Regions from separate parts of the Homo sapiens genome. Here region 2 is linked to region 1. A link is an interaction called in ENCODE POLR2A ChIA-PET data of the cell type or tissue named here. Cell type or tissue: OCI-LY7. All regions are shown on one strand. Each heading gives the region's core, and the rest is flanking DNA. Links, peaks and the distances in the headings are about the cores only.

The links. ChIA-PET counts read pairs that join two places held together with the same protein. Peaks named below come from ENCODE experiments on the same cell type or tissue, not always from the same donor. Only the 100,000 strongest peaks of a DNase experiment are listed, where the experiment ranks them.
Region 2: POLR2A ChIA-PET joins it to region 1 with 5 read pairs; 2 of 35 experiments call an interaction of 5 or more read pairs at or near these places.

Annotation. Positions count from the first base shown.
Region 1 is chr13:87,719,754-87,727,539 of GRCh38, forward strand. No RefSeq gene overlaps it. Among named protein-coding and RNA genes, the nearest start is that of SLITRK5, 52 kb to the left of the region's middle. In OCI-LY7, for the core only: no CTCF peak of the experiment used is centred there; no DNase peak of the experiment used is centred there.
Region 2 is chr13:87,806,412-87,814,197 of GRCh38, forward strand. LINC00397 (long intergenic non-protein coding RNA 397) reads right to left here and starts at 4,109. Exons shown (of 4, transcript NR_104059.1): 1 at 4,073-4,109. RefSeq lists an enhancer at 3,654-4,363. In OCI-LY7, for the core only: a CTCF peak has its summit at 4,317 (motif pointing left); a DNase peak (open chromatin) is centred at 4,320.

The sequences.
Region 1 (7,786 bases), core at 1,533-5,532:
AATGGCAGAGGCCAGTGGATTGCCACAAATTTAACAAATTAGTATCCCTAATTATAGTTGCCATGCCAGTAGTAGTATTCTTTCTTATGTGGGATAACGTTACCTGTGACTTTGATCTGGTGAATGTGTTCTTTAGTTTACGCATTGAAGAAACATTAGAAGCAATTCACATTGACTTAATATATACTCATTCTGTTTTTCTAGTGCTGTGTAACTCCTCTGCCCTATTTTCTAATATAATCCAAAGGAATTCTGATGCTCCAGACATTTTGAAAAATATCACATTCATCTACCCATATTGATAACATAATATTAATTGTGTTTGATGAGCAAGAAATGGCAAATGTTCTGAATGCCTTGCTAATACATATGTGCTCTAGAGCATGCAAGGTAAACCCTACAACAACTTAAGGGCTTGCCACATCAGTAAAGTTCTAGGGTCCAATTGTATAAGACATGCTAGGATATTACACCCCAAACTGAAAGGCAAGTCATTACACCTTATGCCTCTGAAAGCTAAGAAAAAAGAAAAAGAAAAAAAAAAAAAGATTGGAAGACATCTTTTGGTTTTGATATCAGCATGTTCCACACTGTGGAATACTGCTCTAACCCATTCATTGTTGTATAAGGCTACTAAATTTGAATGAGGCCCACAACAGAAAAAGGGTTTGTTAACAACTCTAAATTGTGATATAAAAGGACCCACTGTTTGGGTTATATAAGATCCCATGGCACCTGAGGCATCTGTGGTAGAAAAAATATGTCATGTGGATTACCAAGTGTTTGCTAAGATTGACAAGTATTGGTAAAACAGTCATAGTGTACAGAAATGCAAGGGCTCTAGAATAAGGAAAGTCCATCTGCAGCAGAAAACTAGAAAATATTTGCACATCAGCTCTTGGCATATTTCTGTGACCTACTGGAAAGAGCATCTGATCACGGGACAGCAAGCGGCCACATGTCCTAAACTTTTCATATGAGGTAGACACTGGCAGATCCACGAAGTCGTAAGTGTGGGTCTGCAGCAATCCATCCCAAAATGGAAGAGAGCTCAAGCATACCCAGAGAGGACAAGTAAGCTGCCTAAACATGGCCCCAAACCCCACGTCGCCCGTTTTTTGTTTTTTTTGTTTGTTTGTTTGTTTTTTGGTAGAGGTGGGGTTTCACCATGTTGGCCAGGTTGGTCTCGATCCCTTGACCTCGTGATCTGCCCACCTCAGCCTCCCCAAATGCTGGGATTACAGGCGTGAGCCACTGCGCCTGGCCCCCCATGTCACCTTCTAATGCTAAACCAGTGCCTCTTCCTCAATTGATAGCTATGGCCCCATGGCCTCTCTATGAGGAGCTGATGAAGGAGGAAAACACCTGAACTTGGTTCATAAGTGGGTCAGCTTGGTATGACAATATAAGCTAAATATTGACTTTTTTTTTTTGTTTTTCACAACAACTGTTCTCAAAAACGGCCCTGAATGAGAGCAGTAAAAGAAATTCTCTCAATGTGCACAGACTAGGGTGGTTTCAGTGGAGATAGAAAAGCCTAAGAAAGGGTACACATACTCTTAGGCAATACAGATTGGCTTGCTTTGTGGGTCAGGTTATTGGAAAAAGTGATATTGAAATAGTGATGACAAGGAGACCTGGGGAAGAGGTATGTGGATGGACCTATGGACACAGGAAACAAGTGTGAAGATCTTTGTATCACAAATCAGTGCCCACAAGAAGCATCACTAAACAAGTAAATAGAGAACTGATTATCCAGCCAATACATTTCTGCCAGTCTATGTTCTAAGTTAACACAGTGCTTATGCATTGGATTCCTGAATATTAATGCTATGGTGGCAGAAGTATCTGATATGTATGGGCCCAATTGCACAGGGTTCTTCAAACCAAGTGCTGACTACTTATGCTACAGAATAAATGACGTGCCAATGGTGGAGACCAAAACTGAGCTCCAAATATGATACCTTCATCAAATAGAACAACCAGCTTCTTAGATGCAAGCTGATTAGATCAGATCCCTTTCACACTGAACAAGCAATATTTCATGTTGATTGAGATTGTCAAATTTTTTTCATGAATTTGCCTTTATTGCCTATAGAGCCTGCAGAGGCATTATCCAAGGGCTTCTAGATTATTTAATCTTCCAAAATGGGATCCCACATAACATCTCTTCACACCAAGGAACCTGCTTGCCAGCAAAGAATGTATACTGAGCACATGACAATGGAATCCATTTGCTCCATCCAAATGCTGCATTATAAGTTTCTTTCTGACAGAGCAATGAAATAGCATTCTGAAGACACAGCTGAGAAGCCAGCTAGGAGATGATAATCTTGGGAAAAAGGCTCTATCTTTCAAGATAGAATATATATCTTAATCCAATGCCATTATATGGTACTATGCCCATATCACAGTAGAATACATGAGCCCAGAAAACAAAAGGTGTAAGTAGGAGTGACCCCACCCCCTAACACTACCAGTGACCTGCTTGAGTAATTTGTGGCTCTCCTTCCTAGTTTCCAGAAGAAAAGTGCTTCCACTGGATGGGCACAGTAGGAGTCCCACTAAACCTTAGGCTGTAGCCACTAGCTGGCCGTTTTAGGCTCCTTGTGCTAACAGGCCAACAAGAGAAGAAAGGAGTTAATGTTCTGGTACAAGTAATTGATCCTGAGCATCATGAGGGGAGCAACTGCTGCCACATTAGAGGAGGAAAGAGAAATTGGTTTGTATTTAGGTGACCTGTCACAGAATCTCTTGTGTCTATTTTTAACTCCAAATAGGCAAGTATAGCAATTATAGCTCAATGAGGGCCTGGTAACCCTTCATGAAGGTCTGGGTCAAGCTACCCTGTGAAGCACCTAGATAGGCAAAAGTACTAAACACCTAATGGGAATCTAGATTTTAAGAGGAATCCAAAATGGAGAGATAATGAGTAGCAGCAAGGAGTTCAATAGCAATTGCATAGCAAGGGCTACAATCGATCACACCCTTCCTCATTTTGTAAGTTATTCCAGACATTGTAGTCATTGAAATTTTGGAAAAAATTGCCAGAATGAAATGAATTTAATGTTAGAGACAGAGTTGAATGACAAAAGAGGTAACTTGTTGTGGCTGCTTTTGGTGCTCCACCCAGATCCATTGTACAGTCTGTTTCTCCTATCCCCCAGCTGTTGTGAGTCTTGGCCAGTAACAACTCACAATTATCCCCTTCTCCAGAGACTTGTCTTAACCTAACAGGAATCAGCTGGCCAGTAACAACTCCACAATTATCCACTTCTCCAGAGACTTGTCTTGACCTAACAGGAATCACCTGGCCAGTAACAACGCACAAGCACAATTATCCCCTTCTCCAGAAAATTGTCTTATCCTAACGGGAATCCCCATACCTGATAGACTCTATCCTACCTCAGAGGAATGAAGGCAATGAACGACTGCCTCAAGGTAGGACTCTTTGTTGAAATTTGGTCCACAGAGATTTCCTGTGTGATAAGACTCAGTGTAATCTCACACAGAGATTACATTACTTAGCTTCCACTTCTCCTCTTCCTATTCTACTTCCTTCATTCCCTTTCTCTTTTTTCCCCCTTTCTCTTAAGAGCACATTCCTGATGAAACGCTAGAAGTAAAATCCCCATTTCATGCTCTACTTCTAGAGGACTTGACCTAAGACGTGGCATGTGTGTTGTTTCCTTTATCCAGAGGATACAATTCCAATTATCTAGCTAAGAAATTCCTAGCTATACTTCAAATCTAACAAATTGCCTTCTATTCAGGAAAGATTTCATAGATATTTAGAGTCAGGTTTCTATTTTCTCTCTTAGCCTTCTAGGCCTATGTCCATGTTAGCTCTGATTTGCTGTATTATAATTGTTGGGTTTCCTCTCTTACACTGGAACAAGTATTCATTCATTCACTCTTCTTTTTTTATTTTTTCTTTTCTTTTCTTCCATTCCATTCCTTCCTTCTTTCTCTCCTTTTTCCTTCTTTTATTATTTTAACATATATTTAGTACTATGTATGAAAAAATATGCCAAAACTCTGAGTAGCAGTGCTAAATCAATTTATAGGAGGCCATTGTTTTGGTCTAAGCTTCTACACTAGGCCACAGACCAAACCAAAATGGAAGCAACTAAATCATTCCATTGGACACCTTGACTGTCCATTGTAATACCCAGGTCCTTGAGCTATTGTACAGGGCTGGGGCCATGGGAGACAGTGTTGGTGGCTGTGGGGTGGAGTGGGTCATTCAAGTGGAGCAGGAGCTTCACTAGCTGTTCTAGGTTACCCCCATGAATGGTATATAGAGCATTTTTAGCCAATTTCTTCCATTGAAATTCATCCAAAAATGGGTTTGAACATATGTTATTACTTAATAAAATGTGTAACAATTGGCAGATTTAAAAAAGTAACTGAATAATTCTCAATAAGTCAATTACCACAAATTTAAAAATCTATGCATCAAAAATAAACACTTGGCTAAAAAATTGCATTAAGTTTTGCTTATTTCTCCATTATCTTTTAAGAAGTCACCTTTGGCACCATGATGATGCAGTGTGTCTTTGAGACACTCTTCTTGGCTCCTAATACACTAATTGACAGATTTTTGCTGGCATCACCTAGGGCACAAAGTAACCATTTGTCCTTCATGTTCAGCCTATGCTCAAGATCGAAAATCTCAGAGATTCTACTTGATATCAGTGTTGCAGTGTGTGAAGAACGTACGAAATCCCCAAACAGTAAGTACATCTGTGAGGTTTGAGAATTTTATTTAGACACTTGTGCAGAAGTCTAGAAGGCACTACATTTTTGGCTTTGGGTTTGGGATCCAGGAAGATCACTTTATATTGACTTTTTCTAATTTGATTACCTTTTATCATTGTTGTTGAATGGAATTATGCTTCAGAAAGAGAACCATGGTTGAAATAACGTCTAGGAATTCATTTGGCTTTCCAGAAATTTTTCTGAAGTATCCGTCTACTTCACTATGTTAACCCAACTTGGCTGAAGCTTGTGTTTTAAATCAGTGCCAATTAGAGCAGTGGAACTTAGAGACCCAGTTTATGAGTGATATCATGAGATATTAATGGATTTTTTAATAGTGGTCCTAAGTACATAGAGACTTTCTATATCCATAGAATAAGGCCCCCATATTTGCCAAGAAATCTGGACCTAAAATATATTGGCTTTTGGAAGTCAAATTAACACAAAGTCAAATAACACTATCTATGTAATAATTATGTGATTCAAAGGTGGGATGGAAGCACATTTAAAGAATATAATAAAAGTTGAGTAAATTAATAAATCAATGCTTAACTAAATGAAAGAAATTCCTATTTTTTACTTCAGGCTCATAGGATATCATAAAAATTTAATGCACAACATCTGAAAACATTTTTACTTGATTTCCTCGTCTCTTAAAATGTGTCACATCCCAGGTTTTTTTAAGCCTTCCATTTTTCCGCCTTCTTCCACCAGAAATACTCTACTATGATATCCCAGCTCAAGTCACTACTACGCCCTCTTCTCCTTCCTCCACTTTGCCACTTTGGCTCTTTCTGTTAGATATTTTCTTATATCTATATTCCACTTTGACTCATTTGCTGATTTGCATAAGGAATGCAAATGATTTTCTTCATAAGGTGAATACAAAGTAGAATTTGAAAATTGGTCAGGATTTGCACCCACAATTAACAAATTGGAGGAGGGTGTTTTCTTAATCTGTTTTTTCCTCAGCAGGTACAATGACTATGAGAATTTCTCCCTCTTAAGAGTATGTATGTAAAGGTGTGTGTGTATTTACCTTAGCCCTGATAATGTTAGAACTCATTATTAATTAAAGGTAAAGAGGGACCTATTTATGAAGATATTGGAGGTTTTAGAGAGTAAGAAATACATATGTGAAAGGAAAATGAGAGATATGCTAAAGGAAAAATTGCAACAATGAAAGATGGCCCAACCCCTTACATATAGGGCTGGACTGAGGCAGCTAATTAGTTATAAGCTGTCAGCCTGTTTACTAACAGTGTATTCCAGAACGATCCCAGACAGTGAACTGGAGTGACCCAGGTAGTTACAACAACCTTGGAAAGCTGTAAAACATAAAAAGAGCAATAATGCATTCAACTGGGTAACCACTTACACATGGATAAAGCAACTACATAATACTTCTGTACCAGTATGGAAAAATGTAGGCAAATAATGAACAACATTTTTCAGGTTTTATTCTGTGTGTTTTTCAGATTTTATTCAATGTGTTTTACAGTGACACAGTTTGTGTTTGGTAGTGAGGGGAAATCAGGATGCCACATTTAATGAAAGAGCATGCCTGGGAAATGTATGGATTTATTTTGAAAGGGAAGTCCTGAGAAGAAATGTATAAAAAAAAAGTCAAGGTTAAGTCTATCTTTGAATTAGACACTATATCTACAATAAATAGAGTAACAATATAATTTATTTTCCAAACTGGGACACTTGTGAGCGTGAAAGGGAATGCTATTAATAGTTACCAAGAAACAATAAATACGGATTAGGACTGAACTGGGCAAATAGGACATGTGGTGCCTGTAACAACAGAAGCTGCATCTTGGATTAAATTATCATTCTCAAGGAAGTATCAGTGTGCATGATTTGTGAAAGTAACACATATTTTTGGCAGTCAATAGCTAATTGACATTACAGCTCTAATGACCTCCACTATGCTGAAAGGAGAACGATATTAGGAAGATGTACTTATGAGATAATAAGCAGAAAGAATGGAAGTGTGGCTGTATGCCCAGTTTTGGTACTAAGAATAGGTCTACTAGATAGATCTAAGAGAAAGGAGAAAGAGACACACCAAATAAAAGTAAATATGGAATTATGTTGATGCTAGAATATAGACCATGGAGCATCAAAAGCTACTTGACATAGCCAGGTAAGAGCAGAACAATACTGGGATACTAAGTGAACACTACTACCAGTAATACAAAGCCATCAAAATCACCACGTGATCTTACTATGGAAATGGCCTGCCACATTCTGAGCAAAATAGGGATTTTTTTTTTCAGAACCAATGTGTCATGCTGTCATAACACAGAGACTCTAAAACGTTAAAATTAATTCCAGCTTTATCATAATGTTTACAATTAAAAAATTATAGTACCATCACCATAATTACAGACATCAGCTGAAAGATATATTTTAATTTTAAAAAGACAATTAGTAAAAATATGAATTACTTCTAGGAAATACATAAGTTTAGGAAATAAAGCTAAAATCAGATAAAAGGTTAGATCATGTTGACATACCCCCAAACTGGATAGATTCAAGATTAAAATATCTCATGTGTGCTATTTCTCATATTTCCAGTGATCAGCTGGTACTCCAGGTGATAAACAATGATCAGATTTCTTGGAACTCCATTATCGGTACTAAGATTTTTATTAGTTCCAATTCTCTTGAAATTCACAGGAAATGAGAATATACAATATGTAGAGACTGTCTTATAGATGAAATGAGCAAGTTTCATCAATTGAGTTAATTATACTGGTATTGGAGAACTAATTTTAAAAAGCATTATTAAGATTTTGCCAATAGGTGAAGACATGTAGCAGTTAAGAATTTTCCAGTAGTACCAATCACTTGTGCCTATGCTTATAATACTAGGAACGATACAGGGTGAGTTCTGAAAGACATATTTAGATAGTCAGTTGTCTAACAGACACAATATCTGCGGACCTCAGACAAATTAAAAACAACATAGATTATTGCTATAAACTTATTATTATTCTGAAGTATTCACTGCTCA
Region 2 (7,786 bases), core at 2,183-6,182, 87 kb after region 1:
AGAACAAAACTTAAATTATGTTCTCTTCTGTTTTTAATGTGGATATAAAACTTACCAAAAATTTGGAATCTTACTAATCTCTTTTTCTATCTTTTTACACAGCTTCTGTCAGGACCTGGGGCATGTATTTGTCTATTAATTTCTCTACCAAATTTAGCTGTATTTAGGGGTAGAAAACAAAGAAAATTTTAATCACAATACTATGAGTGAGGACATGCAAAACTAGTAACATTTGAGGATGAGTTCGCCAGATAAAACCTCTAGTTAGTGAATATGGGAATTATAATCATCCAACATTGTTATTGATTACATTTTCTTTTTAGGGAATTTTGTGACTGAGAATCTCTTGTCTGAAATTAAGTTTTCATGTTATAAGTATCGTTATCTATATGTACTATTTTCTGTATCCTCCCTGTCACAGATCACTACTGAACATGGTATAATCAATACTCGAAATAATGAAATGTTATAAGTAAAAAAGCTCATAGAATTACATAAATTACACATTTTAATGCTTTCAAAGCCAATTCAGAGTACAATAATGCGTTGGTCTAATCAGAGCATTTATGTGAACAAAATTTACTCTTTTATTGCATGTATAGTCATGATTCAAATCACCTTCTACATATGAGCATATATTTGAGAAAATATTTTATAACTATCATAAAAATGTTAGACATTATTATTTTGGTTATTTTATCTGGCATCTAGACGTGAATTAGATTTAGTATGATTTGTACTTAGGAAATAACTTTATTATTATTTATATCAAAGGATCACAAAGAAATACACACACATATATATATATATATATATATATATACACTTTAATCCTTCGATTGTCGTACAGAGTTCTACCGATTTTCACAAAAAACTAATCAGATGACTTAGGGATACTCCAGATTCCACTACTTAACTAGTTCATTCAGTGTATCGTTTATTCTCTGAGCTTTGCTCTGCTCCTCAGAGACTTGTATAATTTCAAAATTAATTAAAAACTTATAATCACATAAACCATCTTCTTCTAAAAATCATCTTAATTTTTAAAATGAAGTAACCATGACATAGAAGGCTAAATTGGACTAAACAAAATGTGGCAGTATTCATAGTTATAGCATTTGAATAACCCCAGTCCTCTGATCTAGGCATGATGAACTGTATAATATGCTCTGTTTTATAGTTGCACTGAGGTAGAATATAAAAAAGTTCGGAAGCCATAACATGCTGAATCATTTGAAGGTTTATTTATTTAATACTAGTGATAATTAGGTATTTCAAAAAAGATTTTTTCCTCATGATATCATTTCTTTGTAGTTATAGTTATTCTGATCAATCTTAGTTAAATGAATTCTTGAAGAATATTTTAACATTAACAAAATGCGACCACGATAAATTTTACATCACCAAATAAAGAGCAAATCCTACAAGACAAAAACAATGTCAGAGCTGTCCTGTTATCATGAATACCCTTCAATTAATGCGTTTATAGCCATGCATGCTCATAGATAACAGTCCTAAAAACCCACCTACAACTTCCAAGGAAACACTCCTATAGCCACTCACATACACAAATGGAGAGTGAAAAAATACTCTAAAGCTCCAAGTATAATGGGAAACACTGAATATATTTTAAAATCTCACAGACATACTTAGAATTGAATAAGAGTAAATAGATTGTAAATTACTAATGGATAGGGTTGATTTCGAAGATGATCCTTCAGATTTTCAATGTATATTTAAAACTTTTATGGAAAGCTACAGGCTGAATATTCAGCTATAAATATCCTTCTGACTTGTGTAAGGTGGCAACTGCTGATCCATTTTTTTTTAATTGTCTTTTAACAAGCAAACCTCTTTTCTGTTGAAAAAGCATTTTCTTCTAGCATGTATTCTATATGCTTTGTTTCCTCCTTTATGCATTTCTCAACAAGAGTGACCCAGATGTGAAAGTTGTAGCATCATTTATATACCTCAGCATAAATTAACAGTCAAATTGGTATATAATTTTTATTTATTATTTCTCTTTTTCAATATATTTTGTGAAAATCTCTTACTGAATAGATTAACAATTCAGCTTTATAATCTCCTAGCGCTAATCAGAAATCATATTTATGTGTGTGTGTGTGTGTGACTTATCGATGTGTTGAAAATACATGTTGTTTTCCAAAATTTTAAATTGTTTAAACCATTTCCTAGGCATAGCAAACTAAAAAAGTAAAAATTTCTGGTAGGTTTTACAGTTTAAGACCCACACAGAAACAAAAAGGCTTTAACAGTCTTACAGGAGGTTTGAAAAAATACTTTCAATCAAAACTCTAATTCTGCTGCTCACTACTTACCACAATAACATATGTTCAATGACTAATTCTGAATGCAACTTACGTTTTCTGAATCCTACCAGGGTCCTTTGTGTTTAGAATCACTAGATAATTCAAAAGTGAAAAAGTTTATTCATCCCGCAGCTACTTATACATATTTGAAAAAAAAAAGCAAGAGAGAAGTTCAAAGTATAGAATTTGTAATTTATGGTAAATAGATTTTTGGCCTCAATTATTTTTATTCCTTTGTTTACTCCTTCCATCAATCCATCACAGATCCTTGCCCAATTGATAGAAAATGTTGTTTTCATGGTTTTTATTTGCCAAGGAAAGAGTAATATTTCACAAATACTTTTCTGTTTAAGAAAATAGATCTTGTCATTCATTTCCTGGATACTTATTACCTATGTACTATGTGCCAGACACTGTCCTGGAGCTAGAGTATGTTAAAATATCAACCACAAAAAAGACGCATGATCTTTGTTCTCCTCAAATTCACCATGTAGTAGATGAGACAAACATTAAGACTTACAAAAATGCATGTAATATTATAACTAAGAAAAAGCTTTGAAGAAGAAGTGAATATTCTTATGATGGCATAAAGGTATTTGAACAAATCAAGGAGGCAAGAGAAAAGATTTAGGAGACGACTAAACTCACTTCTGAATACAAAGGAGGAGTTAACTAAAGAAAAAAGTTGTGATTAACTTGAGTGGGAAGATGGGAGATAGCCTACGCATTAGTATCCTCTATTCTCCAATCATGAGATTCCTATTTATGTACGTCTAATCAATACGCGAGAGAACTTTTTCCATCAACTTTGTTGAAGGTATTCTCTGACACTTCAAGCAAAATATAAAAAAGAGAGTTCAGATGCTTCTTAGATATTGACATGCATAAATGTTAGTACTGATATTTGTGGCTTTCATTTCCAATGTGGCATTTCTAACAAATAATTGGCATAAATCTGTAAATTTTATTTCATTGTTTTCTTGGTGGTCTCTAAACTGAAAACAAAAGGTAAAATTTAGAAAATTCTATTAGCTATATTTAATTAAATATAATATGCTTAATTAAAATAGATGACTATATACCTGTGAATGGCTTTTTTCTCTGACGGTTAATGGTTTTCTTATTCACAGGCTTCATTGTCAGGATAAAAAAAGTAACAATACATATAAAGTATATCTAGACCAGGATCGATAAAAAATAATTCCTGATTTATCCCAACATCTTCTTGCCAACATATAATGCATATTCTCCTTATATACTAAAAATGCACTTGATACATGAAAAAAAATTTAGTACTGAGTTCCTTAGACATACATTTTCCAATTCATAATTGAAAATGTATATTGGTTAGTAGAGCAAATAATTTGAACTTTCAGAGCCTCTATGCCTTCACCTAAGGAATAGTTATAATAATAGTTAATAAAACTTATCCAATAATTAAATTAGGTAATTTATTTTAAAATCCTATAGCATATTTGCTTACAGAAATATGCACTCATTGTTTGTAGCCTATATTTGTAACTTAATATATAAATAACATAATTTATCATTGTTATTATAACTGATTAAGAATTGTTCATTACTTATTTTATAATTAAAGTCTGGGGGTTTTGACGGCCGGTTAGGGCAGTTTAAAACTCCCTGAAGGGAAACAGAGTCTCTTACTCACAGGAAAGAGAGAGAGGTGGCAGAGTTTCAGAAGAGAGGAAGACCAGACAGTTTCGCAATTCATACACACTCACCTTCCAGGATCCCGGTCGATGTCTCCAGTTGAAAAGGCAAAGGCTCCCTCCTCCCCCTCGCGGGGCTCGCGATGGGGGCATAGCGGGCTTCTTCAGTGCCCCGCTGCTCAGACCTCCAGGGGAGCATACAGACGGGCAGGCTGTGGGACTCCTACCCCAGGGCAGGGTCTAGGGGTGAATGTTTACAGCTCCTGAAGCCCCAGTGGGCATGTTACAGGATACTCTCTTAGTCTGCCATCTATAGGCGGCTCGTGTTAACCAGCTCAATTAGGCCCTCTACGTTGTGGCAAGAACAGAGGGCTTTCTGTATCTGGGTTCTTGCCTTGTTGTACCTGAAGAATCGGATCACCCATAGGCTTGGAGAATGAGTGCAAAGTTTTATTGAGTGGAAGTAGCTCTCCGCCCATGGGGCAGCCAGAAGGGAGATGGTTTTCCCCTGGAGTTGGGGTGCTCGGCAGCCCCGGCTCTCCCCTGACTGCCCAGGCCAACCTCCGCCTCCTCCCGCTGGTCCACGGCCTACTGGCTTCCGGGTGCCTGTCAGCGTGTCCTTCTGCTGGGGTGCTCCTATGGATGACCAGCGCTTGTGTCTTCTTCCCCTGATGTGTTGTTCATTAGGACGTCCAGCCACTTGTGTATCTGCCTGCAAGGGTCTTGGGTTTTTATAGGCCCAGAATGGGGGCATGGAGAGCCAGGGTGGTCTTGGAAAATGCGAAGTTTGGGCGGGAAAGCAGGTGTGCCTGTCCTGACCTAGGTTCCTGACCGTTGGAGCCCTAGCCAGAGACCACGCCCTCCTCTCCCCAGCACTTCCCTTTCCCTTTTCTGTATCATTTAAAGGGACCACGCTCTTCCCTTCCCAGCACTCCCTTATGAATTTTATAATTAAAATAAAGTCCACCATAACTCTTCAGGATGAAGCGTTAGAAAAATTCTTATTAATGTAAGAAACATTACCAGTATTACAACTGTCATTACTTCAGTCTAATATTAATTTAGATTATTCAAGATAATGGAATTAGACAAGCTAAGTAAATTAGTGGTGAAAATATGAAATCATTGAATGCAAATTAACGCTTTTTTGGGTAGATAAGATAATTTTGTATAAGGATACAATATAGCTGATTTCTAAACTTAACCAGCACAATATTGCATTAGACTTAGGTTTAGCCAGAGTTTTCTATACATTTGACTATAATTGGGAATTTTAAGCCACTGTGCAGTTCTTCCTGATTATGTACTCATTACTTCATATCAGCAGTTTGGAATTGGTCATGGTGGGAGTATTTACATCACAGAAATTTTAAAATGTCACAAATCAAAGTCTACCTCCCACTCCCAACCCCAGAAAGCTGGCTGTCAAACTTTGCTAGCACCCCTCTGCATCAGACTTATGTTTAGCCAAGCATAGTGTTCTATATATCTTACTGTTATAATTTGTTTATGGATGAGATGTGAACTGAGAGCCTAAGATGAACATATCAGAGAACTTCTTGCAATATTTCTTTATATTTTAGATTTTTGCCAAGGTTTTGGGGACATGTGGTCTCTTTTTGATTGAGTTTCAAAAGCAGGAACTTTGGAATCCTTGGCTTCTGGCCACTCATATAACTATGTCATAGAGAGGTCCTTGCCGAGAGATGGAAAATAGAGTCCTGGTAATACTAATTGTCTCCCTAGATAGAGTTGTACCAGAAGTCAAACTAAACTCAGATTTGCACATACATAAGCTAATTGTTTGTTTGTTTGTTTGTTTTTCTTTTTCTTTGATTCTGTATGGGTAATCAGCATTGAATTTCTGGAACTTCAGAAAATAAATTTTTCCTGAATATCACATATGTATTAGTAACAAACTCTAAAATATTATTGCTCCAAGTCTTTAGAAATAGATAATGATGTAGATCTTTTCCTGATACATTTTAAGATGAAAAATGAAGACTGTTTTCACCTTTGCTTTATGGTGTGGAGATAAAAATAAGGAAATTCTTATTTATTTTATTTTTGGAAGAAAGATGGAGTATGGGATACCTCTGAGCTCAAAGGTTTACTATACATATCTGGAAATCTCCTAGATTTTTTCCATTCCTCCTATTGTCTTTCCAAAGCCCAAACTTTTTTAGGAACTTAAAGTAGGTTATTTGAGGAGAAAAGTTGCTTTAAATTATTCCCTGTTGATCTCAGATGCTTAACACAGATTCTTACTTTCTCCCAAGGAGTAGCTAATACCCTGGTATTAGGCAGGCTCTTTACACAGTAACATCATGATCGTTTTTAGCAAAAGGAAATGGTCTGTGATTATTGAGCTATTATTTCCCATGAGTCCTCAAAAAGATGGACCAGGGAAAGCAAATCAGTAGTTTTGTCAGTTTCTTATTATTAGTATGATCATGTGATGTGTTGGAATGTACAGATTGTCTATGGGGAGAAGAGTGTCATTTCTCTTTGGAAAAATAACCTGCCTAACTTATCTTTATAGAACCTCAGGAAGTCTTCATTAACTTACAATTTTTAATCATTAATACAGGCTTAGATAAGTAGGTTGTATCAGCAAATAGGATTTCAACTTACCTAAGACCATAGTCACAAGATTCATGATTTTTGTTTGTGGGAAGAAGTCTTAAATATCTTTGAGAAAATTAAAGTAATAATGAGATATTTTGGAGGGTCATCTTAAAATTTTAGAAGAATATGGTAATAGTAATTTGTTCGGATTTCTGGTCTGTGATGTAAGAAGCTTGCAAATTGTCACTCTATCTCAAGTAAAAAGCTGAGGAAACTGAAAAATCAACTCTTCTTATTTTCAAAAGACAAGGGACACAAGTGGTTTGGAGGCAAACCACTGCCGCCCCCCCCAAATTGGAGAGACTGACAGATAAATACGGAGAAATAAAATTTACCTGAGCAGACACCCACCAGCTGAAACCTCTGTGGAAACCAGTGCAAGAGTAGAGAAACCTGAACTATAATTGATGAATTGCTAGAGGTCCAGTAAGAACAAGTTTGAAAGCTAAAAATTCCATAGTAAAACAGTCATGGGGGTTGAGTTCACATACTCATAAATTTTACCTCCAAGAATTCTACCAGGTCCTCATAGTAAATATTCAAAAAAAATCACCTAATGCTTCCCATCAGGAAGAGGGAAAAATGAACCATTTTGAAATACTCCAGAGCATTCTGTTTTCTGTTAATAAAGCCTGCACAAGGAGGAACTATTTAACAAGAGCTTAACCTGCTGGAGTTTTCTCAGAGCCTAACTTACCTAGAGAAATGGGGAGACCCAACTTCATCAAGCTCTAGTCTTCCATGTGGAGGAAGGGAAAGCCCACCTTCAACCCAATTGAACTCTCCTGTTCCAAGAAGGGAATAATAGGGGACCAAAGAAGCACATGTGAATTTCACGGTTGAGAGGCACAGGCTCACTGTAAAACTGAGACCTAATCAAAGACTATAGAACCCATTCCTTCCACCTACACCTTACCACCACATTACTAAAGACCTACTAATAAACTTATTTTTACCCAGTACATCATTTCTGGCCATCAGGGAAAAAAATTACAAGGCATACTAAAAGACAAAAAAATACAGTTCGAAGAGATAGACCAAGCATCAGAACCAGACTCATATATGGCCGAGATGTTGGAATTATCAGACTGGCAATGTAAAATAGTTATGATTAATATGCTGAGGTTATTGTTATGGTTTCTTTCTAATTTGATCTTA